Regions from separate parts of the Homo sapiens genome. Here all the other regions are linked to region 1. Evidence: chromatin contacts called from ENCODE Hi-C or POLR2A ChIA-PET data. All regions are on one chromosome and are shown on one strand. Each heading gives the region's core, a stretch centred on a gene start or an enhancer-like site at or near the end of the contact. The rest is flanking DNA. Distances are from core to core; before and after follow the strand shown.

The links. Hi-C counts contacts between places; a loop is a spot of excess contacts on that map. ChIA-PET counts read pairs that join two places held with the same protein, here RNA polymerase II (POLR2A). Pooled maps may share reads with other maps.
Region 2: a map of naive thymus-derived CD4-positive, alpha-beta T cell shows a loop between it and region 1 (2.3-fold over the local background). The contact joins the promoter of GBP5 here to the promoter of LRRC8B in region 1. A Hi-C loop is called at or near these places in 1 of 168 maps with a recorded cell type or tissue (naive thymus-derived CD4-positive, alpha-beta T cell) and 8 of 50 pooled maps. POLR2A ChIA-PET finds 5 or more read pairs at or near these places in 1 of 52 experiments (naive thymus-derived CD4-positive, alpha-beta T cell).
Region 3: a loop to region 1 is called in a map with no recorded cell type, with 6 times the contacts of the local background. The contact joins the enhancer-like site here to the promoter of LRRC8B in region 1. A Hi-C loop is called at or near these places in 2 of 37 single-sample maps with no recorded cell type and 5 of 50 pooled maps. POLR2A ChIA-PET finds 5 or more read pairs at or near these places in 2 of 52 experiments (GM10248 and activated naive CD4-positive, alpha-beta T cell).

Annotation. Positions count from the first base shown.
Region 1 is chr1:89,523,341-89,526,561 of GRCh38, forward strand. LRRC8B (leucine rich repeat containing 8 VRAC subunit B) reads left to right here and starts at 1,489. Exons shown (of 6, transcript NM_001369817.2): 1 at 1,489-1,682. RefSeq lists a silencer at 1,353-1,812 and enhancers at 2,514-3,015, 3,016-3,221.
Region 2 is chr1:89,271,206-89,274,426 of GRCh38, forward strand. GBP5 (guanylate binding protein 5) reads right to left here and starts at 1,655. Exons shown (of 12, transcript NM_052942.5): 1 at 1,247-1,655. It also overlaps the pseudogene LOC100421401.
Region 3 is chr1:89,668,551-89,671,771 of GRCh38, forward strand. All of the region lies in intron 1 of LRRC8C (leucine rich repeat containing 8 VRAC subunit C), which reads left to right. Among named protein-coding and RNA genes, the nearest start is that of LRRC8C, 37 kb to the left of the region's middle. Within about 2 kb of position 1,746, at least 4 of the 41 ENCODE cell types and tissues checked have a DNase peak (open chromatin) inside an H3K27ac peak, as active enhancers do.

The sequences.
Region 1 (3,221 bases), core at 239-2,738:
ACTCCTGTAAGGATCAAACCTAAATTTAAATTAGACTTGTAGATCTGTGCATACCCAGTGTCTCACACATATAAACTCAATAAAAATTTATCGAATGACCAAGTGAAGAAATGTTCTTTCAGCTTTTCCTTCAAGACTCAGAAAAAAGATATCTGCAGTTCCAGAATGGACTGAGTGAACAAGAAAAGAACAGATCAGTGACACAAAGACAGCCTTCTTTTTCCCTTTCAGGGTGACTCAAATTGTAGTCCTCATCTGAACAGTCTGAGACACAACTCTTGTCTCATATTAACTCGATAGGGCATTTGCTATACTCCCATTTACACAAACTGCTCAGATGCCCCAAATGCTGAGTCTGTTCGTCTTCATTTTATTCCTTTGGGAGATGCCGGTACAAACTTGTTTTTTCTTTCTTTTTTTAAATGGAGATGTGACCACCATAGCAACTAAAAGACATAAATCTTGCCTAATTGAATCAGTGTGCTCAAGATAATAGCCAGGGCAGAGACTGAGTTAAAACTGGGGTAAGGGTGAGAGTGGGGAAATGGATGAGGATGATAAAAATATTTATGTCCCTAGAATTTGTGGGTTTGGATTAATTCTGTTTCGTAAGGAATATTGTTGGCCTTCAAATGCAGTGCCACTTGGGAGAGAAGCAAGCGGGCAGTAGTTGAGGTGTCTCTGCAGTTGAATCGCAGTGAAAGGCAGGTTATGAGTATAGGGACCGCCCCTCGGCCATGTGGTCCCCTCCCTATCCTGAGGATAACGACATTTGAGAGAAGCCAATGGTATTGGAAGGCCAGAATCGAACTTAAGCCGCTTAGTTGGTACAACTGTAAACCCTCCCTCACAGAGGCTGGGCCCTGCAATCTTTCTAAGCAGGGTAAAGAAAAGTAAGGGGACTTCCTTTTCGAAGAGGAGGTTCCCGCGTGCTGCACCCGACCTTTCCCTCAGGGCCCAACACGCGTTATATAAATGCCAAGTTACTCAGGGACGCACACGTGAGAAGGCTGGGGCCCGACACACGCGGTGTAGTGCCGAAGTCACCGGTGTGGCGCGCCTGGGGGACACGCCGAAGCCCATTTCCCTCCCGCTTCTGGAAAGCAGTCCCCGCTCTTTCCAGCTGCTCCGCGGGGCGTATGGCTGTGCGCTACCTCCTGCGGACCCCAGGCTGGGCGAGGGGGCAGCGATGGCCACATGGCGCGCTCGGGGAGATGGCAGCTGCGCTTTGTTTCCAGCAGTGATAGGTGAGTCACTGGCTCCCGCAGCCCCAGAGCTGGGCAAACACTCAGGCCCAGGCAGCTGAAAAATTCACAGCAGGAGCAGCTACCGAAGCGACTGCAGCCTCTTCCTCCTCTTCCTCCTCCTCCTCCTCCTCCGCCACTGCTACCGCCACCACCGTGGTAGCCGCCTCCGCGCCCTGCCTCCGCCCCGTCCCCTCCTCCTCCACCCGCGAACTTAGTCAGCGGTTCGCGCCGCCGAGCGCCCATTGGCCAGCGGAACGCGTCGCGTCACAATGGAGCCGGTCGGAGGCGGCGAGCCGGACAGCGCCGGGGCTTCCCGCTGAGCCCGCAGCCTCCGGCAGCCGGGAAAGTGCGGGCGCGGGGCCGCAGCCTGCCCGCCCGGAGCGGCCCAGGAGCACGCCGCGGGGAGCGCGGGCGTCCGGGGCTGGAGTCGCGCAGGTAGGTCGGAGCGTGACACCCCGGTTCCAGGAGGGCGAGCCGCGCCGACCGAGGTGGTGGAGGAGGAGGACCGGATACGGGGACGCAGCAGGTGGGGCTGGCCGAACAGGTGCGGTTACCTGTTCACGCCTCACCTGCGAGCCAGGCTGCGGGCCGGTAGCGCGGCTGCAGAGACGAGTGGCCGCTTCGTTGTGCTCCCTGCCTTCGGGAGAGACGGAGTCCCACGCTGAGAGGACCTCTCCTGTGTGCTGGGGTCATTTGGAGCAAGAGGTGTGGGCGGTCGCGCCGAGACGGTCACCTCTCTTTCCCCCGGGAGTCTCGGCGTTGCACCTGAGCGTGAGTCCTCGGGGCGGGGCGGGAAAGGGGTTCCGCTTTCCCAGGCTGGCGTCTCGCTCCAGATGAGCGCAACTCCCCTGAGGGTGCCCCCATTTGGTCGCTCTGTTTTGCCCCCTGCGCTGGCGCTGTTGGGAACTATTTTATGCTCTTGGGAACTATTTTATGCTGTTGGATACGCGTTGGTTGCCTATAATTTGGTGGTGGTGTTGGGCGTTGATTTGTTTGAGAAAGAAAGGGCAAGCGTTACCAATTTAAGAAGAAGACTCAAGAGTTTCCCCTGAGCTTAGTTGAGCAGGTGCTGAGAGGTCAGAAGGGAGGAGGCTCAGTATTGGCTCATTAATCTGTGTGCTCAACTGACTTCCTAAAGTCCATAGATTGCCTTTAGTTAGATGACATTTGTGGAAAACTTTTTTTTTCTTTGTGGTCAAAAAGACACCCCTCTAAAAGAACAAAACCGACATGTGAACTTCCTTGAATAAATTCACTTCGCCTAAAGACTTCAAACAAACAAACAAAAAAACACTCCACTGGTAAAAGATAACAGTATGAACATTTTAAATTGTAGATATATAGCCAAATTAAAACAGGCAATTTGTTCAGCGTATATTAAGAAGACATTACGTAGCATGATTTTTATTAAAAGACAACCTATTTGCAAATGATATAGTAGTCTTTGCAGAACACCCCAGAAATCTTAAAACAGATTTATCTTTATCAGATGGTTCTGTCCCCTAAACCTAGGTGTAGGAGTGAGGATGGAAAAGAAGTCAAACTGCAGTGTAATTTTTTAAACAATTCCAGTACCCTCTATGTGTACAGGCTACACCTCCTGAGAACCCCAAATGCTCTTTGTTTTGTTTCTTTGTTTTGTTTTGAGACGGAGTCTCACTCTGTCGCCCAGGCTGGAGTGCAGTAGTGCGATCTCGGCTCACTGCAACCTCCACCTCCTGGGTTCAAGTGATTCTCCTGCCTCAGCCTCCCGAGTAGCGGGGACTACAGGGGCCCGCCACCACGCCCAGCTAATTTTTATATTTTTAGTGGTGGCGGGGTTTCACCATGTTGGCCAGGCTGGTCTGAAACTCCTGACCTCAAGTGACCCACCCACCTCGGCCTCCCAAAGTGCTGGGATTACAGGTGTGACCCCAAATGCTCTCTGAATTGTGGGTGCCGAGGTGACTTTCTTTTTCTCCTGGCTTTCCTTGT
Region 2 (3,221 bases), core at 405-2,904, 250 kb before region 1:
CCTTTGCAAATAAAAACAATGCAAGAATGGTTCAAAATACACACACAAAATGCACATTTTGCCCTTGCCTTAAATTAGACTTGATTTCCAACCCCAGCCCTACAACTGGCTATCTGTATCTCTCTGGCATTTCACTCAATTCTTTCAGCTTGTTTTCTAAAAAAGCAAAAGTAAATAAACAACTATTTATTAACATCAGTATAACTGCTGGCTTATGAAAGAGAGTGAGCGAGCTGCAGGAGATTTTAAAAAGTGCAAAGAAGGAAAATGCCCAAAAAAAAATACTAAGAGAAAATGCTCAGAAGTGGTAGTGGAAGGATTTCTGAAAGAAAACATCTGTTTTCAGCCATATGATTCTAGTTTGGGTTTTGCGCCTGCATTTGTATATGTAGTTGTTATTGCTTGCTTTTGCTTATTTTGCATAGTTTCTGGTTTGAATTTCAAGGAAAAGGAAAAGGCTCTTATTAAGGATATAAATGGAAATCAAACTAGTACAAAATGCTTGAAGTATGTGTCATGGTAAGAAATTCAAAGGAGAGAATTTCAACGAGTGAACAGTTGCCAGACAGTATTGAGGGATCCAGTTGGGCAACTGTTAAATTAGGTGATTCATAATAGTAAAGGCAATAGAGTAGTAGAAGCAGAACCCAACACAAAAGGGGTTAGTTAAGTGAGTAGATGCCAAGAAACCAACATGAATTAAGTCAGGGCTATTGCTAAAGGAAGAAATCTACTTTCAAACAAAGTACAAGACTATGACTAAAAATACATCACTGTTTTCATGAAACTTCTCTCTGGGCAACATTTTTTTCTTGTCCTTAATGTTTGCAAGCTACTTACATTGCATCATATTCATTGTTCTTTCTCATGAAAATAATAGCTATCATAGTTTTTGAAACTTTCATGCTGAAGTTCGAGTCAGTTTAATCAGATTTTATGAAGGACGAAGGTAACTTAAGTGGAAATTATGATCCTGAATAAGTCATAAAATTGCAAAGGAAGAAAAATAATTTGAAGGCATTTCAAACTCTTAGTTTAGTCACCACACACATTGATGTCTAATTCAGCAAGAGGCAGACACAGCTGGTACTTGATGAATTCTGCTGCCTGTCTGATAAGAATACAATTTATTCTTTACTGAGGTCTGATATACCACATCAGGATAAGCTGCATCCTATCCTTTGTAGAATGTTTCTAAAACCAAATGAATCTTGCAAATCTCTTCCACCTCTTGCCCCAGTCTTACCGTGTCCGGAATTGGTGGGTTCTTGGTCTCACTGACTTCAAGAATGAAGCCGCGGACCCTAGCGTTGAGTGTCACGGTTCTTAAAGGTGGCGTGTCAGGAGTTTGCTCCTTCTGATGTTCGGATGTGTTTGGAGTTTCTTCCTTCTGGTGGGTTCGTGGTCTGGCTGGCTCAGGAGTGAAGCTGCAGACCTTCGCGGTGAGTGTTACAGCTCTTAAGGCTGCGCGTCTGGAGTTGTTTGTTCCTCCTGGTGGGTTCGTGGTCTCGCTGGCTTCAGGAGTGAAGCTGCAGACATTCCCAGTGAGTGTTACAGCTCATAAAGGCAGTGTGGACCCAAAGAGTGAGCAGCAGCAAGATTTATTGCAAAGAGTGAAAGAACAAAGGTTCCACAGCCTGGAGGGTGACCTCAGTGGGTTGCCACTGCTGGCTACTTCTCTTATCTGGCCCCACCCACATCCTGCTGATGGGTCCATTTTACAGAGAGCCGATTGGTCCATTTTACAGAGAGCTGATTGGTCTGTTTTGACAGGGTGCTGATTGGTGTGTTTACAATCCCTGAGCTGGACACAAAAGTTCTTCATGTCCCCACTAGATTAGCTAGATACAGAGTGTGGATTGGCCTATTTACAAACCTTGAGCTAGATACAGAGTGCTGATTGGTGCATTTACAAACCTTGAGGTAGATACAGAGTGCTGATTGGTGCATTTACAATCCCTTAGCTAGACATAAAGATTCTCCAAGTCCCCACCAGATTAAATAGATACAGAGTGCTGATTGGTGTATTTACAATCCCTTAGCTAGACATAAAGATTCTCCAAGTTCCCACTAGACTCAAGAGCCCAGCTGGCTTCACCCAGTGGATCTTGCACCGGGCGGCAGGTGGAGCTGCCTGCCAGTCCTGCTCCATGCACTGGCACTCCTCGGTCCTTGGGCCATGGATGGGACAGGGTGCTGTGGAGCAGGGGTCAGCACAGGTTGGGGAGGCTCAGGCAGCACAGGAACCCATGGCGGGGTGAGGTGGGGAGCGGGAGAGGGGAGGAGGCTCAGGCATGGCAGGCTGCAGGTCCCCAGCCCTGCCCCACCGGGAGGCAGCTAAGGCCCTGCAAGAAGTGGAGCACAGCAGCTGCTGGCCCAGGTGCTAAGCCCCTCACTGCCTGGGGCCGCTCCGAGTGCAGGTCCCTCAGAGCCCAAGCCCACCCAGAACTCGCGCTGGCCCTCAAGCACCGGGCGCAGCCCCAGTTCCCACCCCTGCCTCTCCCTCCACACCTCCCAGCAAGCTGAGGGAGCCAGCTCCGGCCTCGGCCAGCCCAGGAAGGGGCTCCCACAGTGCAGCGGAGGGCTGAAGGGCTCCTCAAGTGCCGCCAGAGTGGGTGCCCAGGCAGAGGAGGCACCGAGAGCGAGGGAGGGCTGCAAGGGCTGCCAGCACGCCGTCACCTCTCATTACCTTGATTATAAAATCGGGAGAAGAGGTATTTTAGAGCTAGTAAGAAAACTGCTTCCATGAGGGACTGGGCACGGTGGCTCACGCCTGTAATCCCAGCATGTTGGGTGGCCGAGGCGGGTGGATGACGAGGTCAGGAGATCTAGACCATCCTGGCTAACACGATGAAACCCCGTCTCTACTAAAAATATACAAAAAATTACCTGGGCATGGTGGCGGGCGCCTGTGGTCCCAGCTACTCGGGAGGCTGAGGCAGGAGAATGGCTTGAACCTGGGAGGCGGAGCTTGCAGTGAGCCGAGACTGCACCACTGCACTTCAGCCTGGGTGACAGAGCGAGACTCTGTCTCAAAAAAAAAAAAAAAAAGAAAAGAAAAGAAAAAAGAAAGCTGCTTCGATGAGAACTTGCTGAGTTCGAACTCTCGTCTTTTACTTTCACTGTGGTGATTTCTCATTTATTTTCTTCACTCAGTCCTGGGGTTTTTGTTCTTCCCACCCCATTTTCCCTGCTCGAAAAAGGAGACAATTTGAATACAA
Region 3 (3,221 bases), core at 496-2,995, 150 kb after region 1:
ATTTCCAAATAGGTCCTTTTGCCAATGGATATCAAGTCTGAATTTCCCGTAAAGGAGATTGTTAGAGACTAAAATAATTTCCCTCTTTAAATGAAATGAGCTTGGACATTGGAATCTGAAAGCCCTGAGGTGGAATTTTTGCTATGCCCTTCACAGGCTTTCCAATCTTGGAGAAATTATTTAATCTCTCTTTGTGTGTTTCCTCTTCTGTACAGAAAAGATAATACCTACCTCGTGGATTTAATATGGAGGTTCAACAGATAACATGTTTAATGTCTGGCAGTTAGTAAGCATGATAACATTATATGTCAATTATATACCTTTTATTTCCTATTTAACCAACACAATTTTTTTGTTTCTTCTGTTTTTATAAATAATTCTATTTTAGTGTGGTACCTCAAATTAGGACAGAAGTCTCCAAACACCGATAAATTCTTATTCTCAAAAGTAAACTTCATTATTCACAATAACCAAGATGTAAAAATAACCAAAATGTCCATTGACAGATGAATAGAAAAAGAAAATGTAGTATATACACACAATGGAATACTACTCAGCCTTTAAAAAACAGGAAATTCTGCAATATGTGACAACATGGATGAATGAGGACGTTCTGATAAGTGAAATAAGCCAGTCACAGAAAGATATGTGATTCCATATGTGAAGTATCTAAAGTAGTCAAATTAATAAAATCAAAGAGAACACTGGTGGTTGCCAGGGGCTGGGGGGAGGGGAAATGGCGAGCTGTTAATACTAATCAATGGGCATAAAGTTTCTGTTTGCAACATGAGTAAGCTTTAAAGATCTGCTGTACAACATTGTACCTATAGTTACCCAAACTGTATGGTATGCTTAAAATTTTAAGCGGGTAGATCTTATATTGTGCTCTTACCAAAATAACATGTTTAAAAATCATAAAGTCATTATCATAGCTATCAAATTTGATTGTCATCTCTATTGCTAATATTAGTAGCTGTCATCTATTGAGTGCTAATTCCTGCCCAGTACCATGATTAGTGTTTGCCACTCTTACATGCTTCCCCAGCAATCCTGTGAAGCAAGATACTGTTCTTTTCCCCATTCTCAAGATGAGAAAACAGAAGGATTAAGTAAGTTTCTTGTGGTCACCCAGCTTACAAGTGACAGAGCCGGGATACAGACTCAGGCACCCTGACTTCAGTGCCATGCTCCCAACCACTATGATTCTGAAGTATTATTTTTATATTCTAGTACTATATTAATATGATTGTCTGCCCTTGAGAGGAGTCATTTATTGCCTTAATAACCAATGACAGATCTCCTCCAAAAAAGTAGAGATTGGACATGGAAAATGTAACCTAGGAGGATGTTTCTATTTCTTATGTTTGTTTCTTTTTTCTTTTGCCTTTTCCTATAATAAAACCAGATATTTGAGTGGAGATTCTATGTCATTTGCAGAAAAGTGAGTGGGTGGAAATAATCCATAATGTTTAACTTTTTTAATTATTTAAGATTATATATCACTGAAGAAAATCTCATTTGATCCCTGCAAACCCTTTCCCATTCCCCTTATTTAATTCTGTGAGTCAAAGAAAAGAAAGGTCCAGAATAGTTATTATATCAGCTTAGTTCTTATTATTAATACCATGCTTTCACTCCCTTGGATATTTTCTGTATTTAATCCGTTTACATGCTTTTTGCGTGTTGCCATAGTAAAGCTCATTCCGTGATGTGAGAGACCCTAGTGCTGAAGAAGGTTTTCTTAGCGTTAAACCTCGCATTTTCATTTCCGCATTTTATCTTGGTGTTACCAGGGCAACCCAAATAATTTCATTTTCTCTTCGAAGTTGATGCCCTTAGCCTGTTATACCCTCATGCTGACTCATTCATGTTCTTGCCATTTTTTTTCTAGTGTAATTCTGGTAACTACTTTCTTTACAACATATGTTTTCTGCTTTTCTTTCTATAATCATAGCAGCTAATGCATTGTTGGAGTAGTGGTTAAATATTTGGAGGGATTACAAATCCCACTGAAGATTGGAAAAGAGCTGTGGACTTTCTCTTCAGAAAAATGTCAATTTAAAAAATAATGAATGAAAATATTGAATATATAGAAGTTTATTCAAGTATCTCTTTACAAATCTATTTGGTTCTTAGCTTTTGAATAGCAAGTTGCAAGAGTTTATACAGCAAGGAATTTATCAAAAAAACTATCTGAATCTATTCCATCTTTAAATTTAGATTGTGAAAGTAAAGGTACCTGTTTATTTCTGTTTTCATATCTTCATCCCAGGGCAGTCCCATGCTTGGTTTTATACCCTGTTTGTCTCTGGCATGTCTCTTGGCAAACCACCTGCAGGAGTTAAAAAGCTAGTTGGTATGCATCTTTTCCAGTGCTGGCCTGGCTTATGCAAGCCCCTTGGGTTTGAATCAGTATAAAGAGCTGAAGAGCAAAGAAAGGGGATAATACATTTTTTGGTTTCCTTGTTTATAGATCTGTTACTCACATATGCTCTTTTTTTTCTTTCTTTTTATTTTTTTGAGATGGGGTCTGGCTCTGTCACCCAGGCTGGAGTGCAGTGGCTATTCATGGGTACCATCATAGCTCACTGCATCCTTAAACTCCTGGTCTCAAATGATTCTCCCACCTCAGCCACCCCAGTAGTCACATATTCTACTATAGCTTTTTATTTATCTTCTATCCCCAGTGCTTGGCACTTAGTAGTTAGGTAAAATGTGTTGAAAAAGGTTAGGGAGGGAAGAAGGTTAGAGAGGAGGAAAGGAGAAAAGGAAAGAGGAAGGGCATACTCAAGGAAGGGAAGAAAAAGAGAAAAGTGAAAAACAGATCAAAGGAGACTATCCTCTGAGCAAAGACAATCTCTGTGCATAGCTCAGAAGTCAGTTCCTAAGGAGGAATTCTAGGTGGATTTCGAGTGAGGGGCCCTCATGGCAGGCTGACACACATTTGGATAAATGCAGGAGAGTAAAGACATGGTTGACCCACATGTTGCTGCGTGTGTTCAGTCTCAGGAGATTGTTGAGCAGCCCATGACCGGTGATGACCATCCCACTGAGATTCTAACGGCCTTCAGTGCCTGTCATGAGAATTTTGTGAACTTGGTACAAACATAGGCTATTGAGCCAGATTTTAACATGGAATTAATGTGGAGGCATTAATGATGTTTACGCTGAATTAATGTGGAGGCATTGTGTGGAGGATGACCAAGTATAGGTCAGAGTCA